Regions from separate parts of the Mus musculus genome. Here region 1 is linked to region 2. Evidence: chromatin loops called from intact Hi-C (ENCODE). Cell type or tissue: gastrocnemius. All regions are shown on one strand. Each heading gives the region's core, and the rest is flanking DNA. Links, peaks and the distances in the headings are about the cores only. Region 1 has its middle 17 kb from the start of Tmc3. Region 2 overlaps Il16 (interleukin 16).

Region 1 (12,097 bases), core at 2,611-10,610, 110 kb before region 2:
TCATGGTTGTAAAGCCCAAAAATGGTCAAATGCCTATTTGTATGTTAACTCTTGTGTGTAGCATAGCTATAAATATTTATATATAATAATGCTGAGTATGAGTTCACACATATATTTCGACCTTGCATTGTCCACGGAGATTTCTGGTATCTTTTCTCTGTTCCTTAACTTACAATAGTGAGCATCCTGGTTTCTGTGTCCATCACACTTAAGTTACTACTGCTTCATGTTTTTACAATAAAATCAGTCAATTTTATGCTGAAAAAATATTATGCTCATTCAAAAAATATTATTTGCCCCACTAAAGAGATGCTATAATATATTCTAATAAATTCATAAGCAATTTAAATATTTCTTATCACTGGAAACTGTTAAAACAGAACACACGAGACTAGCAAGGGACTCAAGTTCAATTCTGATCTGTTTGTTTTACTCCATCTTCTGTGTGTATGAAATCAGGACTCCAGAATCCCCCTTCTCTCAAAACATGCAGATTTTCCTTCTCTGTGTTGTGAGGCATTTTATTATATCTACTACAGTTTTCAAAATTAGTATTCTCATTCAATTTTTCATCACCGTTTTAAAATAATTTTGTAAAACTTGTGTTAGATTACTGTAGAAAATCAAAATGTTATATTTTTAACTATATTTTATTCACTTTACATTCTAATCACTGTCCCCTCCCTTACATGGTTCCTTCTCCCATCTCCCCTCCCCTTCTCCTCAGAGAGGGTGGAGTCCTCTTCTCATCCTGTCACTCTGGCCCATCAAGTCTCTGCAGGGCTAGGCACATCCTCTCCCATTACAGCCAGATAAGGCAACCAAATTAGGGGAAAGTATTCCACAGACTGGCAACTGCCTTAGAGATAGCCCCTGATCTACTTGTTCGAAAACCCACATGTAGAATGAGCTGCGCATCTGCTACATAAGTGGGGGGAACTAGGTTCAGCCTATGTATGCCCTAAAATGTTATCATTTTAAGATTATCTATTAAAATATATCTACACATGACATTAGTCACTTAAGTGTATAATTTGAAAAATTTTTGTCAAATGTTCGCATCCATGAAACTACCTCCACAGTCAAAATTAAGGACAATTTCTTCTTCTCGAGGATGTCCCCAGTATCATGAACTTCTTTACAGTCAAGCATCGTTCCTCCATTATTACTGTCAGTCAACAACATTACTTTCAGCACAATGATTAAGAACACAAATCCTGGGCTGGAGAGTTGGATCAGTGGTTAAGAGCACTGACTGTTCTTCAGGGAACCCAGGTTCTATTTCTAGCACCTACATGGTGGTTAACAATTGTCTGAAATCATGGATCCAACACCTTCTTCTGGCATCTGTGAGCACTGAATACATGTGGTGCACAGACATATAAGCAATCAAATTACCCATGCACATAAAATAAATAAATTTGAAGAAGGGGGGGGGGGTGGCTCAGTCTCCCAAGTACTTGTCAGGCAAGTGTAAAACCACCAAGTCTGGATTCCCAGCACATCAGAAGAAGCCAGGCACAGCAGTGTATGCCTGTGATGCCAGCCTCATTCACAGGGCCTTAACCAGTCAGTTTAGCTCAATCAGCAAGCTCCAAATTCAAAAAGTAAAGTGCAGAGTGATACAGGATGGTACCCTGTGTAATCTAGTCTTCACACACACATGCACACATATGGACATATATACTAACACATAACACATGCATAACCCCACATGAAGTCATTTTAAATGCAAACCACAGCAAAGAAGAGTACCAAGGGAAAAAAAAAAGATGCTGAAAAATACAGACCTTTCTTAGCTTAGTGGCAGCTGGTGAGAGCTTACCTGTGCCCTTACTGGGAAAATTTGTAAAGTAATGATGCAGTTACCTAGACTGCAATGCCATTGTAAACTAAAGTTTGTAAAACACGTGTGGGATGACTATTTACCTAGTTATTTCTAACCCTATTCAAAGCATACTTTGAATTGATAGACCATGAGGACTTTTTATTTCATATTTCAAGAATCCTATTTGTAAGCGGGATCTCACCTCTGATACTGCCTGGAGGGCCAGAGACCAGAGGCTGGGCAGCCCAGAGGACTAGCAAAAAGGAAAGAAAAAAAAAAGTCAAAGAAATGGTCACTAATCATATCCTGTTATATTCATAGATGGGACCCTAGCATAATCATCACCAGAGGCTTCTTCTAGAAACTGATGGGAGCAGATGCAGAGGCCCACAGCCAAACATTAAGCAGAGCTCAGAGAATCCTGTGAAAAAGGGAAAGGAAGGATTGTAGAAGCCAGGGTGTCAAGGACATGACCCCACAAGAAACCCCGCAGAATCAACTAACTTGGGCTCGCAGGGGCTCTCGGAGACTAAACCAATAACCAGGGATCCTACGTGGGTCTGACCTAAGCTTTCTACATATATATTACGATTGTCTACGTTGGTCTTTTGTGGGACCCCTAACAGTGGGAGTGAGGCCTGCTCTGACTCCTGCCTGCTTTGGAGCCCCTTTTCCTCCCACTGGGTTGCCTCATCCAGCCTTAACATAAGGGGAGATGCCCAGTCTTACTGTAACTCCATATGTCTGTCTGGTCGAGATCCCTGCACTCTTCTGAAGGGAAACAAAGGAGGTGTGGATCTGGGGGAGAAGAGAGGTGGGCAGGGGAGGAGACGAAGGAGGGAAACCGTGGTCGGGATGTTATATCCTATTTCTAGGAGACTCTCTTGGTTTTAAAAGGCCAGTGGCATTAAGTACACAATATTGTGTGTGGGCTGAGACTCAGCCACAGTGTAGGTCCGATCTACATGGTCTTCCGGGAGGAAATGTCATTCACCACCCACACACTGAGGCAATCTGAGGCCTGGGCGGGGCAGTCAGTTGAGAACAGCTGCCTCGCAGGCTGCAGTTAAGCATCTTCTTCAAAAAAAAAAAAAAAAATACAAAACAAAACTGATTCTAATACAAATAAACGGACACTGCACTCGCCTTGAGAAACATGACCTGAGTTTTAATTTTACTTCTTAAAATAAATTGTTAAAAAGTTAGTCATCTTATTTATGTGACCGTTTTCCCTTGTGTGTGTGTGTGTGTGTGTGTGTGTGTGTGTGTGCGTGTGTGTGTACTACGTCTATGCCTGTTGTCCACAGAGGTCTGAAGAGTGTGTTAGATCCCCTGGAACTGAGTTTGTAAATGTTTGTGACTCACCATGTGGGTGCTGACAATCCAACCCAGGTCCTCTACAGAAGCAACAACTGGCTCTTAACCACTGAACTACTTCTCCAGTCCGAACCCTGAGGTCTTTTTAGAGACCTCTTTTAATCTTTAAGTAAGGGATTTGAGTCCTGACTTTCTTGAAACTGGAATTACTTTTTCTGCTGTGTTATGAAAGTAGGTCAAAGGGTTTCTAACAGGCGCTGCTGCCTCTGTTGGGGAGACACTGAAGAATCCTTGTCCAGCTGTGAGCATCCCTGAGTCCAGGCCTGGGAAAAAAACAAAACAAACAAAAAAAAAAAAACAATTGACACACTCCGGAGAGGAGAAGAAGCCTGGAGTCACAGGATAGGTTTTCAAAAAGGGTCCAATCTAACATGGGTCTCCTAATTCTCACTCTGCCATTCAGAAAGCATTGGCCTTCCCTCTGCTCTTGCGCTCTCTCTCTCTCTCTCTCTCTCTCTCTCTCTCTCTCTCTCTCTCTCTCTCTCTCTCTCTCTCTCTCTCTCTCCATCATGCCAAAGCAAGTGGGACAGGACAGTAGAGCAAAAAGTGAGATGGAAAAGCAACTTGTTTCTCAGAACACCAAGGAAGACAGAGGAGCCCTCTTTGGATGACCCAGCACCAAGTTCAAAGGACAGGAAACGAACCCCAGCACATGCTGAGCTAGCTGTTGTGTGGACTCGTTCCCCGCAGGAGGCTCTGGCCTCCAGCCCGGGGAAGAAGTCCTGATTTTTGAATAACATGTTCAGAGAGGGCGTTCCTCATACTCATCGGTACTGAATAGAAGCCACTCCGCATCTATTATTAGTTCCAGGAAATGACCCACAAAGAATATGTCACAAATAATTACAGGAACTCTCTAACAGGAGGGATCCTTCAAAAAAGAAAGAGAATTGGTCAGTTCAGCCTTAGGAAGAGCTTGCTGTTTGCTGAGTATAAAGCCTGAGGACCAAAATGAGTTCTGATTTAGACAATGTCTACAGTAGACAGAACGTATCAGGCAGAACCACAGCCATTGTCTTCAGATAACCCTATGGGGAATTCTCCTTGGAGCCAATATACTTCTGAAACAATTAAAAAAAAAAAAACGATAATAAAACACAAGATATTTTGAACAGCGATCTCATTACCTTGAAAGTGCACTGCTTTTATTAGTTCTGTCTTTTTAAGTATATTTTTTACTTTAATTTAAAAAACCTCCCAGATAATAAAAGCACATAGTTTGTGTTTGTGTGGGGTGTGTATTCACTTATCCACATGGGTGCCTGTGTGTGCGTGAATACATGCGTGCCTTAGGGGTCAGAGATTAAGCTTTGATGTTCTATCCACTGTCTACCTTGTCTTTAAGATAAGGGCTTCATTGATGTGCCATTCACCAGGGAGACTAGATTGACTGGCAGCCCCCAGAATCTGTTTGTCACTTCCTCCAATCCTGGAGTTACAAGAACATGTCACCACCATGTCTGGCTTTTTAACATAGGTTCTGCAAAGCCAATTCAAATCCTCATGCTCTCATGGCAAAGACTTCAGTAACAGGGCCATCCCCAAGCCATTACATACATAATTAAAAAAAAAAAAGTCAAATAGAGGCTCACAAACAAACACAAGGTTACAGTCCTTTATAAAGACAGCCTGTTGACCTTTATTGTCCCTCCAGACAGTCGACACAAAGATAAATTCTCTTTTCACAGTGATGATAGTGGCGGTAGGGGTATCCTGGGCTGCCTGGTACTGGTTTGAGCATCCATTCCCAAGAGGAGTACTCAGCAGGGAGGGTGGCCCTAACCCTGGACTTACTATCCAGAAACCACTCTGGGCGCTCTAAAGACAGCACTAAAGACAGTGAGTGGCCAGTTATGGCTATAGTCCAGTGTGGGCAAAGAATGGGCTGTAAGGGGCCACCATGCTCACCGTTATACTCCCACAGACCCTTTTCTCTTCCTCCCCACAGTAGGCTGAACAATGGTCCACAAAACAGTGAGCCTTACCCTAGAAGCTGAGGAAGTTTTCTTCTAGGGCAAATATGACTTTCTAAATGTGATTAAACTGTGGGTCCTGTGATAGTGAGATTTTTCCCGGGTGATCTCCGTGGACTTGGCATGAGGGTGGGGGTGGGAGAATAGGAAGGCAATCAGAGACCTACGTGAGTTGTTACCTTGCTGGCTTTATGTAAGGAGCGGGTGTGGCAGCAGTCCCAAGATGGCGCCCAGGACTGCAGCTAAGTCTTATGACTTGCACCTGACTTCCTCATACACCTGAAAATAAGCCACGACCATCGTGAGAACTGTGCAGGTGCACCATGATGCTGGCGGTGTAAACAAGTCCATATTTGGTGGAGACATGCCCCTGCCGCCCTGATTGGCTGAAGCTGTGTGCATGGTGAGGTGGCGTGGCCTGCCGTGAGTGGAGGGGGGCTGAGAGTATTTAAGCAAACCTCCCTGGGTTCCCGGGGTCCCCATAGCAGCATTGAGACGTTCCTGCAATAAAGGCTGTTGAGAAGAATCCGACCATGTTGTGTCTTCCTTGCCGGCCGGCCGAGGTGGACGCAGCAGCTTTAGAGGTAGGGAAAGAGAACATAGGTCAGGGAGTGTGGAACGGCAGATACAGGGGTGCCGTTCAACTTTAGAGAACAAATACACGGTGAGGGGTGAAAGTGGGAATTCCTGCCCAGTTGCTGTGGATGAACCCACCTCCCTGTATTTAAATGACAGAAATGTGTTTCTGTTGCAAACAGATGTCCCTGACCTTTGCCGAACTTTCTGCCTTCTTGGTGCTGAACTAAGAGTGGATGCAGATCTGAATGCAGCCACAAGATGGAGACTTTGTCTTGGTTAGCGCTGGGATATTCCCAGCGGTAAGAAACTTCTGTGCCTACTAAGCAGCTTTGATTAATCTCCAGTTCAGCTCTTGACCCGACCCGCATGGAGGAGAATCTGGGAGCCACAGGATAGGTTTTCAAAGGGGGTCTGATCTACCAAGTGTCTGCTAATTCTCACTCTGGCATTCAGAAAGCATCAGTCTTCCCTCTGCTATCTTCTCCAGCCATATGTGCTTGCTGTTCATATACTCTAAACATCACATTTCTTCATGTAAGAAAAAATTGCTATTGCTGTTGTTTTCTGCTTTCCATTTCCTTCCACTGTTTTACATAAAACAGAGGACTAAAAATTATTTCACACAGTATTATCTTCATGAGACTTGGTCCAGACAAACTAAGGTTCTCTTATAGCTCCCATGGACTGCTGAGCTGTGCTCTCAGGTTTCTGAATGAATCAGACGTGGGCAAGGGGCTCTGAGTTAAGGGAAGTATGCAGGCAATTGGTATAAATGGAACACACTCTTCTTCCTATCACTAGAGAAGCGTATGACCAACACTGACCAAGAGGATCTAGAGACTGGGGTGATCCTTGGGCAAATGATAACCTGAAATAGACCATGCAGGACACATAAAATTTTATAAACCCGGAAGAGGGCAAATGGCTCCATAAGCAGACAGATGGCTTGAGCAAATTATGGAGCCAGGAAAGGAAGCAGAAATTGAGAGAGCAGAAGGTATGTTAGGTCAGCTACAGAGTGGAAGCAGATGACTCCAGCCGATGAGAGGCTTACAGTACAGTCTTCTTCCTCACTTGTGGCCTGTGCAAATGTCAGCAGAGCTTTGCTTAGGTCTCTCAGGGACCCAGGCTGAGGTCAGCCCTGTCATCCTGCATCTCCATTACATGTTTTGCCTTCTTAGTTGCTGCTGTAGGAAAAGTGAAACTGAAATATTATTCACTATAGGCCCCACCGCTTCTACCTGGAGGGGTAGCTGTCCACTCTACTCATATTGTTTAAAAAACATAACAGCTTCTAACTACCAGCACCTAGACCCTCTGAAGCATATTACTTTCCCTGTCACAGGAGAATTCCAAAATCAACCTATTTGAGTCATAAGATAGAAAGACATTCAAGTTTTAGTGAAAGACATAGGACTTCCTTCAGCACTGAGAAAATCATAACTCCATTTTAAACACACAAAAACATACGTGTGTACCAATAAGCCAGATTTTGCCAAGAATCAAACACAAGAAGCAGAGGTGGTGGTGGTGGTGTTTTCTGATCCTGTGTATGAGGTTTGCAATTAATTCTGCAGAAATTATGGAAAAGATGGCTTCCAGGGACCTCACACAGCTCCAGGTATTGCCATGCCAGCCAGATCTGGATCCCCAAATGTCAATGTAAACATGAGAAATCAATCCCCCAAATTTTAGAGGGTGGAGCTACCGATCTTAAGGTGGCTTCAAGTATTCTGTGTCTACAAAGTTTCCTAAAAGGTGGTCTGTGGTGGTTAGAATTAGAATGGCCCCATAGGCTGATGTTTGAATACTTGGTCTCTAGTTGGTGGCTTGTTTGGAAAAGATTAGAAGATGTGGCCCTGCTGGAGAGTTTATGTTTCTGGGGATGGGATTTTAAGGTTTCAAAAGATTATTTTGAGTCAGCACTCTCTGCCTCATGCTCATGGAATCAAGATATGAGTTCAGCTGTTCCTACCTTCCTTCTACCATCATGGACTCTTGAGCCTATGAAACTGTAAGCACAAATAGATTCTTTCTTTTATAGTTGTCATGGTGTTTTATCACAGCAATAGAGAGCCCCCCAACTAAGACAGCATCCTTCTCCTTTTTTGGCATGCATCCAGGAAAGCACACAGGACAATAGCAGAGCAAGAGTTGCCTTGACACAGAGAATGCTGTGAAGTTTACAGAAAAGCTGACTGGACTGTGTGGTTCCGTGATAGGATACTGTATAAACTGATGCTGTATAAACAGCAGGGAAAGACCTGGCTGGCCAGAACCATGACATGAGATTCACAGAAGAGCCCAGTGATACCTGGTACTATAGTCTAAACACATTCCTTGATTGTGTGTGATTGATGGACACAGTTCCCAAATTCATATGTGGCTGGGGACTCTGGAAGGTATAGGGGGATAGATTCAGTCTTCAGGCCAAGGAGGTATCAGATGATAGGATCAATGGTGTTATAAAAAGAAAGAGAAAGGTACACACTGGCCAACTCTCTTTCTTGTCCCATCTCAGCCTCTTGGCTTCCACCAAGAGATGATACAGCATGATTGCCCTCATTATATGCATACCCCTTGGTCTTGGACTTTCTAGCTTCTAGAACTGTGAGAAATAAATCTATGTTCCTTATAAGTTACCTTGTCTTAGGTAGCCTGTTATAGCAGCACCAAACAAGCTAAATCACCTGCAACTATGTCCTAGACATTAGTGAACAGAGTGGCATATTGTGAGCACCAATCACTATTGATCAACAAATTACTGAATGAATGAATGAATGAATGAATGAATGAATAGGTAGCTGGGTGGGTAGATGGATGGATGGATGAACGAACGAATGAATGAAGGCTTTATTTAATGAACTTCAGACCTTCTATAAACCTTCATTTGTCTTCATCCATGTTCTAAGGACTTTCTGAGCCATAAACTCCCACAGCTCAGGTTTCCTGGATGGCCATAAGCTAAGCTGCAGGTTCTGATTCCTTTGATCTGCATCTTCTCTGGTCTTCAGGAGTCCAGACTCCATGGCTGCTGGTGTCTCCTGCCAACATGGCCTGGGAATGAACAAGTAGGCTGTCTAGGTTCTGAGGCATGGTCTTAACAGCCAGAGAAGTACAGCAGATCTCATCTGCCCCCACAGGCCATTGAAGGTTTCTGTCCTGACTGGCCAGCCTATGTCCTCACTTGCCTACCACTGTGCTTTCAGAACACGAACTTACCCCTGAAGACTGAAGCTAGGCAGCCCTCCTCCCCTCCCTTCCTCTTCCCTTCCTCAGTTCCAAGCATCTGCCCAGCAAAACCATGACCTCGTTCTGCTTAGTCTTCGGCAAGCTGCTTCTAGGGGAAGGGAGGGGGTGTTGCATACTTTCTTCTCATTTCCTAAGGAAGTATACTGGGTCAGATAGAAGTTACTAAATGTTTGTGAGAGCATGAAGCTTTACTAAATGAACGTTAACTCACCCAGATAGAACACCAACGGGAGAAACAAAGGAATGATTCCTTCCTCATACATTTTGGTGAATCGGTGAATTTAATCTGAGTACGGGAATATGCGTAAGGGCTTACTCACAGAAGCAAAGGCAACTGAAGGCTACACAACTGAAGAAAAAATTACTCTTCCCCATCAACAGTTAGCTAATAAGTAAGTCCTGGGGCTGAAGGTCTTATGTCTCTCTCCTATTTGTGTGTGTGTGTGTGTGTGTGTGTGTGTGTGTGTGTCTGTGAGTGTGTGTCTCTGTGTGTGTGTGTGTCTGTGTGTCTCTGTGAGTATGTGTCTGTGTGTCACTGTGTGTGTCTGTGTGTGTGTCTGTAGACTTTTTTTCCTGCATGTATATCTGGGTGCCTCTTTAGTGGGTGCTAGAAAAAGCCAGAAGAGGGATCCTATCTCTTTGAGCTGTTGTGAAGGATGCTTATGAGCCACTATGTAGATGCTGGGAACTAAACCTGGATCCTCTGGAAGAGCAACAAGTGCTTTCAACCACTGATGCCTCTCTCCATTCTCACCATTCCCTTGGTTAGCTCCTTATAGTTCTTATAAGCCTCTCCCTTCCTTTGTAACAGAAAGCCTAGTCATGTGCAAATCTCCTTAGAGAAATCACAGCTGCTGAGTTCAAAAGTGCAGAAGCTGTGTCATGCCCAGAGGATGTCGTTCTAAGCCAGTTTGTGGGAGGAATAATGAGCGAATATTCTAATTCACTCTGTATTATACAGAAAGATCTTCGCATTCTTCTTGTCCAGGCCACATCATCTTCTCCTAGAATACACCAAGTTAATGACTTGTACTTTAACCTTAGGATGGTGTGGGCTTGTAAGACACAGGACAGAGAGGTCATAGACAGAAGAAGAGTGATAGAAATTCAAGAACCAAGCAAACAGAACTCAAACACAGCTTCGGGAATCATCAGTGGTTTTCCTCTGTCTCTGCTGACTGCCATCTCTGTTTTATGGCCATTTGGGGATCATTTGGTGTCCATCCCATAATTGTTTTCTCACTAAGTTTGCTTTACACAGAAAAGTGATAATGTGGTTAGGAGGCTTTCAAAAGCCCCTAGGGAGATTGGCTTACAGGGTTGTGTATCACATCATGAGAACAACAAAACTGGACAGACTCCCCTTGGTCCCGTTGGAATGCTTGCCTCATGAGGTCAATGCACAGGGGATGTGTGAAGCATCCTACGAACAATGGTGTGGCCTGACTGTTAGGAAGTGTGGTCTTCAGTCCCATCCATGACACAAGTGCTCACAGTTCTCAGTTGCAGTGGCTTAGCCCTCTGCTCAATCTGAACAGGGCTGACATGTGGGCTCAGCCCTCTGCTAATTCTTACAGGGTTGATATGATCAGCACATACCAGCATATCTTCAAAGTTCATCCCTGATGCTTTCCCGAGAGAGGTCTAGGAAATTAGATCTCATGAACCTTCCTCTCCATCCTCCACCTCCCAGTGTTCTGCACGCACCCAGAGGCTAGTCCATCACTGGAAGGAAATCCAGGCCACACTGAAGCAGATGGCACCTCGGGGTGATAACTAGGCACATGGAATGGAAATGTGACAATTAAGTAGATGAAAGGCATCGTGCAAATTTTCCAAATGATAGCACTCAATTCTTCCAAAAGGAAGAATATCCTGTTATATATACCAAGTACAGATCATCACAGTTTCCAAATTAGTAAAGTGAGAATGCAATAAGGCCTCATCTTAACTTCATCAAAGATACTGTTACCGGAGTTGCTGAGGTCAGAGCCCATGCCCTGGCAGCTCTGACAAGCCAGGCTTGTCCATCTTTCCTCAATAGGTCTGTGTAAAAAAAAAAACAAAAACGTGTAACCATGAAGAGGAGAAAGGAGAGTTGTAACCAACGTGGCCACAGTGAGAAAAGAAATAGAGAGGCCCTGTGAACCTACTACCCAAGTCCCTCTTCAGAGTCCTCACAGGAGGTTTAGGATTAAATAGTTTAAATAGAAGGAGGAAGAATGTATAGATTAGCAGTCCTGGTCAAGGTGTGGTCCTGTCTGTCTCTCCTAAAGGGCAGAACAGTCCTTAAGGTGGAATCTCTTTCCAGAAACGAGCTTCTCCTTTACCTGCCACCAGACTTCAGCATTTTTCTTCTCCCGGTGTGAGACTCCTGGGAAAATACCAGTTTCTTTTCTTTATAAATATTTATTTATTTATTTAATGTATATAAGTACACTGTAGCTATCTTCAGACATATCAGATGAGGGCATTGGATCCTATTAAATGGTTGTGAGCCACAGTGTGGTTGCTGGAAATTGAACTCAGGACCTCTTAACCACTGAGCCATCTCACCAGCTCTGAAATCCCAGTTTCTTGGGGAACCATTGTTTTATTAGTCTGAAAGCCAAAGAGAAGAGAACAGAATACCTGCTTTCCTGCTAGGTTCGTTATACCACCACTTAGTAAACGTCCTCTTTCTTGTAGCTGGACTAGGACCTCATACTCATTTACCCAGCCCAGCCTCACTGACAAGCCAGCAGGCCGCCACCATCTCTGGGAAGGAGTCCTGTGTCCCTAGCTTTGGCAAGCTGCTTCCTTAGCAGATGAAGTAACCAGAGTTAGCATCTTTCCATGTCCTCAGATTGTCGCAGGCTGGCTTCTTGGGAGGAGGAAGGTATTTTCAGCATTCTGTCCATCAGTGGAACAGGTTAAAAGAGCGTTGTAGTGTATATGCCCAGGATTAAAGCCCTGTGTATCAGAAACACACTTGCAACATTTCCTTCACAAATCGCTCCATGAAATAGAATCAGTTATCAAAACTGTACTTAATTTCAAGTTCTCTAAACAAACCTCTGTGGTAATGTTAAAATAATTTTAAGAATTA
Region 2 (12,097 bases), core at 1,721-9,720:
GCCAACACCTGCCTCTGGAATGCAAAATGGAGGAAGAGTGGAAGATGTGAGCCTTTCTGGGGTGGGGACTAGCCTATTAGGTGTCTCTGACCCCTGACATCCTGGGCTTGTCAAGTGTCTTGGACACAACATTCATTCCAGCCCTGTGTGTGGCGTGTCACTGTGCACAGGGGCCACTTGGGGACCAAATGATGCCCAAAGCAGACAATGAGAAGGGGGTGTAGTAAGGTCAAATGGAGAAACACTAGGAAATGAGAGAGGGAAGACACCAGGCAAGAGCTAGAGGAAGTGGGAAGAGGGGAGGAGACAGTGATCTATGCAGGAAATGAATGGGACCGTGTTAGAAGGTGGCAGCACAGCCCTTCATGCCTCAGGGACTACATTTAGTCTAAACCATGGATGACAATAAAGAGCCAGGATGAGGAGACAGGGCAGACAATTGACTAGCGGAAACAGCCCAGGCATAGGCTGGGCTGGGAGGAATACATCATGTTGCTATAGGTCCTGAAAGGCCATTGTGGGCAGAACATGGATAGACATGCAGAGAGGTGATGGACCCAAGAGCATGGATCCCAGGCAACCAGGAATGCGGGATGCAGAGAGAGATGAGGTGGCATAGGGCAGGGATCAAGGGCTGGACTCAAAAGGCTTTGTATGCACAGGTATACAAAAACAAACTCTTTGACTGAGAAGAAATGCCATGGGACAGTCAGGAATGAGGAAGTGGTATACCTTAACTTCCATCTTTAGTAATATATCTGGCTTTACAAGGAGAGATAACTATGGATGGTTAAGAATGGAAGTGCAAGGATCACTGGAAAGGTCCAGAGGGGTAAAGAGGGCAGCAAAGCAGAAACAGGAGTGCACAGAATATACTCCAAAGGGGTGGAATATAAGCATAGCATGATAAAATTTCTCCAAGGCAGTCTTGAATTGAGGGATTGGTGGGCGACAGGCTGCTTTCAAACAAGGAAATCTGGAAAGGACCAGACCTATGAAGTCTTGCCCTACAGGCACTCATGCCGTCCATGAGGTAACTGGGAAGATGTGAGAAGAAGATGGTTGCACAGGGCACATGGGTCCTAGACAAACAGAATGCAGGTGATGTTAGGGGTATGGGGACCTCCAGAATGGCAGAGGAGACAGATGGTTGGCTAGATTGGAAAGGCCTTGGAAACAAAAACATGGCAGCTAGGAAGGACCAAATGGAAGGTCCATGGAGTAGTAAGGAGAAAGAGCCTCCTTCAGGTTTTCCTTAGGCATACATAGCTTAGAAAAAGTGGTTTCACCTTTTGATGTTTGTTCTCCCAACAGCACCAAGAGGGATGGCTGTTGTGGGTTATTGTTATCAAGGTTAAAAAATATATGGGCTGTGACATGCACTGTGAACAGAGATCAAAGTCGATCCTGATACCCAGGTCTCCTAACCAGGGCAAGAGCTCTTTGGCTTAATAGGCCTGTGGGTCCCTGAAGCTCACACCAAGCAAGACTGAAACAATCTGCGGGGACAGAGGCTATGATGTGGCTGCTTAAAGCATCTCAGCACTGGTTCTAGTGCAGGCCATCAGGAGAAGCAGCAGACTAACGCCATGACTCACCCACATACCATGCCATGCCTGCTCCCTGAACTTCACCACAGGAGCCCTATGGGCAGTGTACAAAGACAGATCTATGGCTACCGAGATTTTGTGCCAGAGATGCGTGAAGGCTTAGCAAGCTTGTGGTCCAGCAGAGGCACTGAGACATGCATCCGGCAAGGGGCCCATTGCCTGCTTCTGGCCCCCATTCCTACACACATTTGCTCCTCATTTATCCCTTTCTCTGGTTTCCCAGCCTCTTCGTTGAAACCCTTTCCTTCCTCTCCATCTTTCAACCCCACCTCCTTCCACTTGCACCAGCTACTCCAGTCTTCCCTCTGTCCCCAGAATGCTTGCTTATCACTGTAGGTGGAGACAAGCTCTGCATCTAACACTGTCCCTTGTCCTTCCAATCTCAGCTCAGCTTCACTATGGCAGAGCAGGCCTCTAAAGCCTTCTAGAATTATCATCTGGGCAGAGGGGATGGCTGTGGAACTCTGAATGTCGTCTAGATTAAAAAAACAAAAACAAAAAACAAAACAAAAAAACAAAAAAAAACAAAACCTTGGTCATCTTGCAGAAGAAAGAAAATAGGCCCACAGAGGGCCAGTGAGCTGCTCAAGGTCTCAGCAAGATATTAACTGCAGAGTCTAGGGCCTGGTCCATTATGGTATGGTGTGTGTGTGTGTGTGTGTGTGTGTGTGTGTGTGTGTAGTAAGTTCTCTGTTATATGCTTGCTAACCATCTCATCAAAAGATATTGTCTGGGTTCAGATGGCACAGATAAGCTTCCAGGAGCAGGATGAGGAGCCAGCGAGATAGTGCTCAGCTGCAAAGATAACTGTCCCTAAGCTTGATAATCTGAGTTCAATCATTAGGACCCACATGGTGGAAAGAGAGAATTAACTCCGACAAGTTGTTCTCTGTGGGGGATATGCACATGCATGTACACAGGTACACACTAAATAAAGGGGTGGAAGGAGAGGAAGAGGAGGGAAGGAAGGAGGGAAAGAAGAAAGGAAGGAAGGAAGGAAGGGACCTGATTTAAACCCAACTGGATAAGGCTTATGCCTTATTATTATATTATTATCTGCTAGCAAACCTCATTCTGTGATGTTTCCATATGATAGAGGCCTGGGTAGCTCTGACAGAGACTGGCAGACACTGGCATAGTCTTGGACAGGGGCAGGAAAAGGGACAATATTTGAAATGTAAATAAAGAAAATATTCAATTAAAAAAAAACTTGGCACCTTACTCCTACCTTTCTTCAGAGACACCTCCACCATGATTCTGTAGTTGGGTTTGGCAGTGCTAGCAGGAGACGCTGGACTTTCCAAGGAGAAGGGGCTGCTGTCCTGGGCACCACATGTGCTGGAGCTCAGGGAACGGCACAGAGGAGGTGACAGGTGGCTGCATAGTGAAGGGGGTGTTGTCAGGCGAGTCCTCACTGTCAGAGTCAGCAGCCCCTTCTTGGCTTGCTGGAAAAGAGTAACCGTATCTGGAGCAGTTCCAGACAGATGAAGAATACATGCCCAGTAACAATGATAGATGTTCCTCCAAGGAAATGTAGGTGTATGTGCATGGGTAATGTACAGACATGTGACAAGTTACACATGACACATACATGCACACGCACCAAGGTATACATGTTATATGATATATGATGTACTCATGAATTGAACAAACTGAATGGAGATGAAAAGTAGCTTTTAGTGATGTCTTAAAAACTAAAAACATATTCACAAATCTACTAGTATAAGTTCATGGAATGCTTTGAGGCAGCTTTATAAATCTTAAGTAGTTTGGATATCCTTTGACACCAGTCCTGATTATACTCCCCTTTGTAGAAGAATTTCTTTAATGCTGGGCCCAGGGCCAGCATTGGCTAGGCACCTCTGCAAAGGATCAATTTTTCATTTTGTGTACCTTGCGGAAGAAAGTGATGCTGGGTTTGGTTTTATTGCCTGAAGTCTCCAATGGACAGCAATTTTAATCCAGCAACATGGCTGCTCTGGCAAGGGATCTCATCTAAAGACCTAGGTATGTGTGACCCAGCTAGGATACAGACATGACACACACCTTTAATCCCTCTGGCTGGAATACAAACACATCCTTAGTATACACCTTTAAGATAAAATTAGTTTTTAGAAGGAAACAGCCACGTTTGAAAGTGATATCTAATTGAGGGGCAGACAAAGTGGTAAATCAGAGAAAGATTTGACAGAATGAGTCAAATATAGGATGTGTCCAACTCTCATGAGAACAGCACAGGAAAGATAAGTTATTTAAGAGCAGAACAGGGAGAGAGTCAGTTCAGCTGAGTGGAGTTGAGTTTGGAGAGTTAGTGGGGAGTCAGTGAGTTCAGAGAAGTAGAGTTGAGTTTTGTTTTATTTTGTTTTGTTTCGTTTCATTTTGTTTAAGTTGGGTGCAGATCAGCAGAGGCAGCTGAAGCCAGAGAATAAGAAGGAGCCAGAAAATTAGAATAAATTGCCAGAGTGAGTTTGAGGCCAAGCAGATCAATTCAGTGAAAAGCAGAGACAAGCCATATTGAATCAGTCAGCTTGGAGAGGAGTTTGAGCCAGGACAGCTGAGTTGAACCTGCCAGCTAGAGTTCTGTAATAACTAGAAAGCAGTAAGCCTCTGAGATGCCAATTACATCTGGCCTAGTATATAATATTTACACTCAGAGTATGGACAAAGACTGAGAAGTTACCTTAAACTTCTGCAAAGCATCCTGGTGTGTTAGGCCAGCCATTGATTCACCATTGAGTTCCAGAATTTCATCACCTATTGAGAGACAGAAAGACAGTAGCTAACAAGCTTTATTCAGTATTTTGGAATATGCTTGGAGTCTTGTGTCCTGTGCCTGTGTGTGCTCTCCAAACCTTGCTCTTAGCCTTTGGATTCACCATGCTTGAGCAGTGCCTGGGCCATCAATCATCAAAGAATGACTTTGCTACACTAAAACATAACTCTGTTTCCTAACAGCTTGCCATAACTGTTTCTTTTGACTCAGATACTGTTTTATGTGTCAGTGTGGAGGCTGCAGAGCAGCTCGGAATGGTGGGCTTCTGAAACCAAAGGGAACAATGACAGCATTCAACCCTTGTCACTGGAAGACTCTATGACTGAGAATACACATAGTAAACGTATTTGAAAATGCTCCAGCCTTGAGGGCTCATGACTGTAATTCGAATACTTAGTAATCACAAGCCACAGAGTCACAAGAAGTTGGAGGCCAGCCTGGGCTACATATCAAGTCCACAGCTAGACAAGGCTATGAAACAAACACAATCGAAACATACTTAATTGTGAGCTGAGAAAGGAATAGACAAAGTCAAAACTTCGGGATGACCATTCTTTATTAAATGGAGGCTGGCTTTAAGTTATCAAAATATCTACTCCAAAGGACCAATAACCCTGTTTTGGGCTTGTCTGCTGTGTCCTCATTTGCAAGAGCTCATGAGCTATGTTGGCTCCTAGCTGGTGAGCCTAGCTTGTGCCAAATCCATTTCACACAATTGTTTTTGGGGAGGAGAACAAAAGCTAACGGTCAGTGGCTTTGATCCGTATAGCAAGCTTGTCATGGATAGCATATTCTTTCACAGAGTAGACTTGAGCAAGTCACTTTGGAAAACAATCTGGCCAATTGTTTGAGGCTAGAGCCAGGAATTGACTGTTTGAAATTCTCGGTTTTTATTATTGCTATTAACTAATGGAGACAAATGTCCCCCACCCCCAGCCCCAAATAATGAAGGTTTCCATACAAAAGTTACAAAACAACAAAGGCTAACACCCTGGATTCTAAGCCACACATCTTCCCTTCTCCCAGGCTCTTGTTTTCTTCCTGATTGAGGCTTAGCTGTTCCACTAGACCTCATCTCATCCTCACCCCCATGCCCCCTCCTCTTCTCCCTCCTCTACACCTTCCTTGTTTAATCCTTTCAGTTCACCTTTTCCACCAAGAGCTCCCACCGAGGCAAACCTCTTTTCAGAGGCCTGCCAGACAGTGCCATCTAGTGCTCACCTAGGCTCATCGCCCTCCTGAAGTTCCCACTTAATCTTTTTCCATTTCTCTCTTCCTTGACCTTTTCTTTTCTCCAGTTGACCGAGACTAGAAACATTCACACTTCCCACCATCCCTGTGCTGCCTCTTCCCAGGCTCTGTCTATTCTCATTGACTCTAGTCGATGGGAGAGTTACTCTTTCAAGCAGCCATAACAACAGCCTCTGCACTTCTCTTCTGCTTCCAATCTCTCTCCAGCCAACTGCATTCTATACACTGCCTTCTGACTCATCCAAAGCCTCTACGCCCAGTGCCTCCCCAGTTATAAATGCAGCATTTTCTGGAAAGAGCCAAGACCATAAATACTTTAATCTTTGGGAGTTACAACATCTCTATAATGGTGACAGGGCTGAAACATCAAGGCAAGCCATCAAGGCCTTGGATGAAAGAATGTGGCTGAAATTTGAATCTCATCCTAATTTGCACATGTCACAAAAATCAAGAAAGAATGTTTTTCAATGTACTGGATATTTTATTAATGGATAATCATCAGTTTTGTGTATGAGCATTTTGCCTGCATGTATATCAGTGCACCACGTGTGTGCCTGGTGCTCTCGGTACTCTCAGAGGCCAGAAGAGGGCATCGGCTCCACTGGAACTAGAGTTATGGGTAGTTGTGGGCAATTGGGTGGGTGCTGTAAATCAAACCCTGGTTCTCTGGAGAGCAGTCAGTGCTCTGAACTACAAAGCCAGCTATCTCTCCAGCTGCTCACAGGATTCTTTTACTCATTTAGAATGCTGGAAACCTTCCTTTGTTGTGATATACGCCTGCCATCTAGGACTGTAGTGTTCCCACAGCCCCCTGCCCCCAGATAGCTCAGATGTTACAGGTGGTTAGACTGCCAGCCTGACTTACAGACACTGTTCTGACAAGAAAGTAACTGATCTCTCAAATTCAATTCAATTTCTTTCCCTTCTCTTCCTTCCCTTCCCTTCCTTTCTTTCTCTTCCCTTCCCTTTTGTTCCTACCCTTGAATTTTGCTCCATGACTGAAACTTAGAGATCTCTTTGGAACAAGTTGGTTGCCCATCATCCAAACCCAGACTTGAGGTGGGGTGGAGTGGGGTGTCTGGCAATTGTGTCCCCAGGTCTCTTACTTAGAGGGAACATCTGTCCTATGAGATATAAAAGGAGCTGAGAGAAAGAAGAGGGAAGCAGAAGGAAGGCAGAAGGGAGAGCTGCTCATGGGGAGACCATTAACCATTCAAAAGAGGGGTCCTGTCTGATTTTTATGTGGATAAAGTTCCCTGAAAAAGATACCTCTTTGTTAAAAATTCTGCTGAATAACTGGCTGTCCAGAACTGTCTCGCTATGGAGAGTTGCAGATCAAAAGCCAAAATTAACTTAGGCTAGCTTTAGTTGCCTTAATAGCCCTGAGTCACTCTCCACCTTTATACCTGAATACCATCTTTCAGACTACCAGGTATAAAGGTGGTGAGTGACTCAGGGCTATTTGAATGTATTAAGATCACCACCTTCCACCAACCTATAGCTAAGAATGCTATCACATGCTCTCTGAAACCTAGATCAGAATTTCACCCAAGTTCCTGAAACCCACCTGCCTGATGTTCCTGCTGCTCTATGTGACAATGCCCTGACTTACGACTTCCTTTTGTTCTGTGCCCAGAAAAGAGGTCATGTGGCCCACTTTATGTCAACTTAGATGCATGTCCTTGGGCCATGTCCGCTCATATTTGGCTCAGAATAAACTTCCCTTTATTCTCACTGGTGTGAGAACTGTGATCTGTGTCCTTATGTTCTTTATCCCTGGGACCTAGAGCTTGGTGGGACTGTGAGAGAAGTGCAGGTTCTGCAGTCCCATGGTCTCAGGTGAGGAGGCGGAGAAGGTGAAGGGGATGGGGTATCAGTGAGTCCCAGAAATTGAACAGGGGCACTGGGAAGGAAGGAACAGAACAAATGCTTCCACCCCAGGCTGACAACAGCACCTGGAAGGGGAGGTGGTGTTGTCAGGGAATGATTGTCCGGAATCACTAAGATGGAACCTTTCAAGGGGGTAGTTGCCCACTGCCTGGAGCCCCGTCCCACAACCCTGGAAGTGTACTTTAAGCTCTCAGTCTCTTTGATGCCCTGGCAGCTCTGAATGCTGTTTGTGACCTCTCAACCACACCCGAAAAGATGGAAACCTACCTTCCTGAAGCCGTCCATCAGCTGCAGCTGCTCCCCCTGCAAAGATGCTCTTCACATAAATTCCAATAGGGCCGTAAATGCTGTCCTTTCCTCCAACAATGCTGAAGCCCAGGCCCTGGGTAAGGAAGAGAGGGATATTGTAGGGATATTCCAGCTGTTTCTTGAGCTGATATTTCCTAAGGACTTACCCCTAACCTTTGCAGAAAGGAATGAGGAGGAGACAAAGTCCCTTTAGTCCCAGAGTTTCAGAGCTTAATCAGGCAAGGTAGGAAGAGTAGTTCATGGGCAGCTTGGGCTATGGCATATCAGCAGCTCAGCCGTAGGCTCACCCACGAAGCTGGCATTTCCCATACACGTGGAAGCTGGGTTGGAACTAGTACCCTATTCTCTCCACTTGACTATTTTCACCCAGTCACTTCCTCCCTCTGAACTTCAGTTTCAGGTTATAAAAATAATGGTACTTAATTCACAGGTTGTATTTGAGAATAAACTGCAATACCCAGGAGAATCACAGAGACATCAACGGCATCAGTAGTAACACAGTGTGTGCCACAGAAAGCATCCTTTCTGCTAACAAAGGCCCCTTGCTACCCTCCATCCTGTGCCCAACCTGTCCCCTGCCTAAGGACACCAGTCACCTGCTCTTACTATGGGTGTCGTCCTTGCTGTCTTTATTTCTAGGTCATTCTCAGGACTGACGGACACATCCAAGGATTGTGACAGTGGCACAGGGAGAAGCTGGGGCTCAGTAGACAGGTTCCGCTGTGGGGACAGCTACAAGGGAGCCAAGGCAGTCTGATGCAGAGCTGCCCCATGCAAGGTAATAATGAGGAGATAGAGGGTCTGGATTCCCCTGCAGACTTTCCAGTGGATTAAAGAGACAATTTGGGTTGGTTTAGGTAACAGCAAAAGAAATATCTACAGCTCCATTCATTATGTTGAAGATAAAGGATCTTTGCAATTCCCCCAATAAGCTGAGTTCAGCCTTAGGGAACTCCCTTCTAAACTGTGAGCTATCAGAAGTCAGCTAATTTCATTTTTTTTTTTCATGACTGGCCTCAGACAGCTACTTTAAGCACACATGGGGCAGAATAAGCGAGGGCCCTTCGGTTCACCTCGGAAGCATCTAGGTGAGATCGGGTGCTTGATTCCTAGACAAACTCTTAAAGCAGTGGTTGCCACTAGTAATGGCACCACTCTTCATAGACTAGTCATCTCTGGTGCACGGTTCTCAGAGCCCACATGGAAACAAAAATGTCGGTGGTGAGAGATCACCCCAGATATCTCTTGTGCTCATCCCGAAGCATACTCACTACCTCAGGCCTGAGACTTTGCATTGCGTTCCTTGTGGTCACTGGGACCAAACGACTGGGTTACTAATGAGAAAGTGGGACTGTCCAGAGAACCACACTGTACACACTTTTCCCTTGTCACCTGGGGGACCTTTCTTTGTATTACCTGCTGAGCTCCCAGGACTGAGAAGGAACAGGTGACAGGGAAAGACGGCTCCAGGTATGTGGTGGGGTCCCTCCCTAGAATACAGCAGCCATTAAGCCCTTACCCCAAATTGGCTGAAGTGTTGTTAGGTACATTAAATAAGCCCGCTGTTCATCTGAGCAGTTAACTTATTTAAACAGGCCTTAAAATGTGGCAGCCACTCCCTGTGCCTACCCTAGTTATTTTAAGCATGTGCAAGTCTGGTACAGTTTGGATGTGAAGTGTCTGAACACTTGGTGTTGTTTGGGGAGGTTGTGGCACATTTAGAAAGCAAAGCTTCCCTCGAGGAAGCAGGCCAGTGGAAGGTTGGTGATAGGATTTGTAACCTGACCCCACATCCTATTCAGCCTCCATTTCTGGAGCCACTGATATATGAGCAAGAAGCCTCATGCTCCTGACACTGTGGGCGAAGCCAACTTCTGCAGAGGTGCTTTCCCTATCGTGGTGGACTGCACACTCAAACTGTGAGGGTAAATAAACCCTTCCTCCTCTAAGCTGGTAAGTGGCCAGGAAGGTACCCAATACAAAGCCCCAGGCATGAGGTAGCATGCTTTAGGGTGAGCACAAGAGATACTGGGGCATTCTCTCACTATCTATACCTTGGTTTCCCCTGTTGATACTTCTCAGGCATGGGATAGACATTAGTATGATGTGTCATCATCTAGACAGAACAGAGTCCATTCTGACTCTTCAGGATGCTCCGACAGAGCCAGAACATCTGTGGCCATCAAATGACCCATATGGAAACACAGAGTCCATAAAATTTGTGTTTGAGTCCAACTTTCTTCTACCAACATCTGAATGTGGATGTGAAATCCAGCCCTATAAATCAATGTAAGGGAATTTAACTTATGTTTCAGGCAAGATGACATTGTGGGGATATCATGTCAAGAGGAGCAGGGAACCAGCCTGGAGAGTGCTGGAGCAGTTGGGGAGCACTGCGGTGTCCTCAGAGAGAGAATGATCACTTAGTGGAACTGGAAGAATCAGAATTGCCTTAACTTCAACAAGAAAGTGTGAATGAACTTGTCTGCCCCCTCGAGTGGATGATAACCCTGGTCCCACTCTTCCTTGGAGCAACTTTCCCAGAAGAGAGCGAGCGCTGCTCTGGGGCTTCCTGTTGGTGATGGTCTCTGCTCACCTTTGCTTGGCCCTTCATCAGCACTATGTTGGAGATGACTGACGCCTGCAGACCCCCAGACAGCTGCCCGAGCTGAGCTGTGCTCAGTGACCGAGTTGGTCTTGCAGTGCCCTGTAATGAAGAACCCGAGAGGGTAGAAATGAGCCACCTGTGAAATCAGCCAAGGAGAAGAGCCCCACTCTCTGTCTCCCAGGGGCCAGCAGTATAAGAGCTGGAGGGTGATTTGAGGAGTGTCATTCAGATATGGTGGCTTATGCAGGAAGCTTTCCTCCAAGTGACCTGGCTGGTGAGCCTTTGTGAAAGCAGTAACATCACACACCACACTGCCCTCAGAATTAGTCTCAAAGGTCAAGCAAGACCTTGAGCTGAGTTCGAGACATCACTATAAAATTGTGTTCAGCTCAAAGCACATTTTCCAAAAGCCCTGCTTGCGCTAGGCATGAGTGTGCAGTAGGCAAGAAGTCTAGAACTCAAAGACTCAAAGGGGGAAGATGAATTCCACAGCTGGAGGTTAACCAGATGCATAAAAGAAGCAGAAAGGGTCAACAACTAGCAGCGTTGTGTCTCAGAGCCCCACTGACAAGCAGCATGGTTTGGTGGTGTGCTGAAACTTTGGAAGCCACATCCATTTCCCAGATGGTTCTCCCGGCTCTGCCGATTATCAGCAGATTGCTTTGGAGAAGTGACTTTGTCCCTCGGAGCCTCAGTTTCCTAGTGTAGAAGATCATTTAAAAAAAAAAAAAAGATTTATCTGTGTGTGCAGCTTCCAGGAATAATTAAGCATTCAAGTGCTTAGGCCAGGGCTTGGTCCCCAGGAGGTGACTGTACATCCTTCATTTTCTACCTGCTGCTTCCTATCTGGCCACTAAACCAATATGTCAGCCTTGAGTGTATAAGGGGGACTCAGATCAGATGTTGCAAGGTAACACACACACATAACTGCCTGCAAGGAGCATGACAGAGAATATATTTGGGCTTCAAGATCATTCCTCTCCCCCCCCAAAAAAGTTTATCTTCCCCTTTCCTCTCCTCTCTCTTCCCCTCCCCTACACTCCCTTCCCCTCCTCTCCTCTCCCCTCCTCTTCTCTCCTCTCTTCTCCCTTCCTTTTTCCTCCTCTCTTCCTGTCCTCTCTTCCCCTCCTCTTCCCTCCTCTCCTCTGCTTTCCTTTACCCTCCCCTTGCCCTCCTTCCTTTCCTTTCCTTCCCTCCCCTCTCCACTCCCCTCCCCTTCTCCCTCCCCCCCTTCCCTGATGTTCTCTTTTTTTCCTATTGTTGGCTTGAAGCTGCTCTTACTTGTCTAGGTGATCTACCCAAAGTTACCAGAATACCCTAGGCTTTGTAGCCCTAAGCCACACAAAAGTCTGTCCCTCCCCTGACCCCAGAAACAACCCTTCTAGAATCCTTTCTTGCTGCGTCCATTGGAAGCCCCTATGCAGAGAGAGTGATACCATGCATGAGCATCAGTGATGGTTGATTGACCAATGTCACTGGTCAGGAGATGCCCAGATAGATAGTCAAACTCTGTCTGCCTTTGTGTCTGTTTCTCTCTCTCTCTCTCTCTCTCTCTCTCTCTCTCTCTCTCTCTCTCTCTCTCTCTCTCTCTCTTTCTCTCTCTCTCTGTGTGTGTGTGTGTCTGTGTCTGTGTGTCTGTGTGTGTAGGACCCACAT

The links. A loop is a pair of places that touch in the nucleus more often than their neighbours do. Peaks named below come from ENCODE experiments on the same cell type or tissue, not always from the same donor. Only the 100,000 strongest peaks of a DNase experiment are listed, where the experiment ranks them.
Region 1: a loop joins it to region 2, with 7 times the contacts of the local background. A loop is called at or near these places in 35 of 42 quality-filtered maps.

The regions. Positions count from the first base shown.
Region 1 is chr7:83,562,247-83,574,343 of GRCm38, forward strand. No RefSeq gene overlaps it. Among named protein-coding and RNA genes, the nearest start is that of Tmc3, 17 kb to the right of the region's middle. In gastrocnemius, for the core only: no CTCF peak of the experiment used is centred there; DNase peaks (open chromatin) are centred at 3,870 and 6,030; H3K27ac peaks cover 1,613 bases.
Region 2 is chr7:83,670,196-83,682,292 of GRCm38, forward strand. It overlaps Il16 (interleukin 16), which reads right to left. Exons shown (of 19, transcript NM_001360087.1): 5 at 10,430-10,540; 6 at 7,792-7,906; 7 at 4,291-4,364; 8 at 2,839-3,055; 9 at 1-14. Among named protein-coding and RNA genes, the nearest start is that of Stard5, 44 kb to the left of the region's middle. In gastrocnemius, for the core only: a CTCF peak has its summit at 5,599 (motif pointing left); a DNase peak (open chromatin) is centred at 5,560.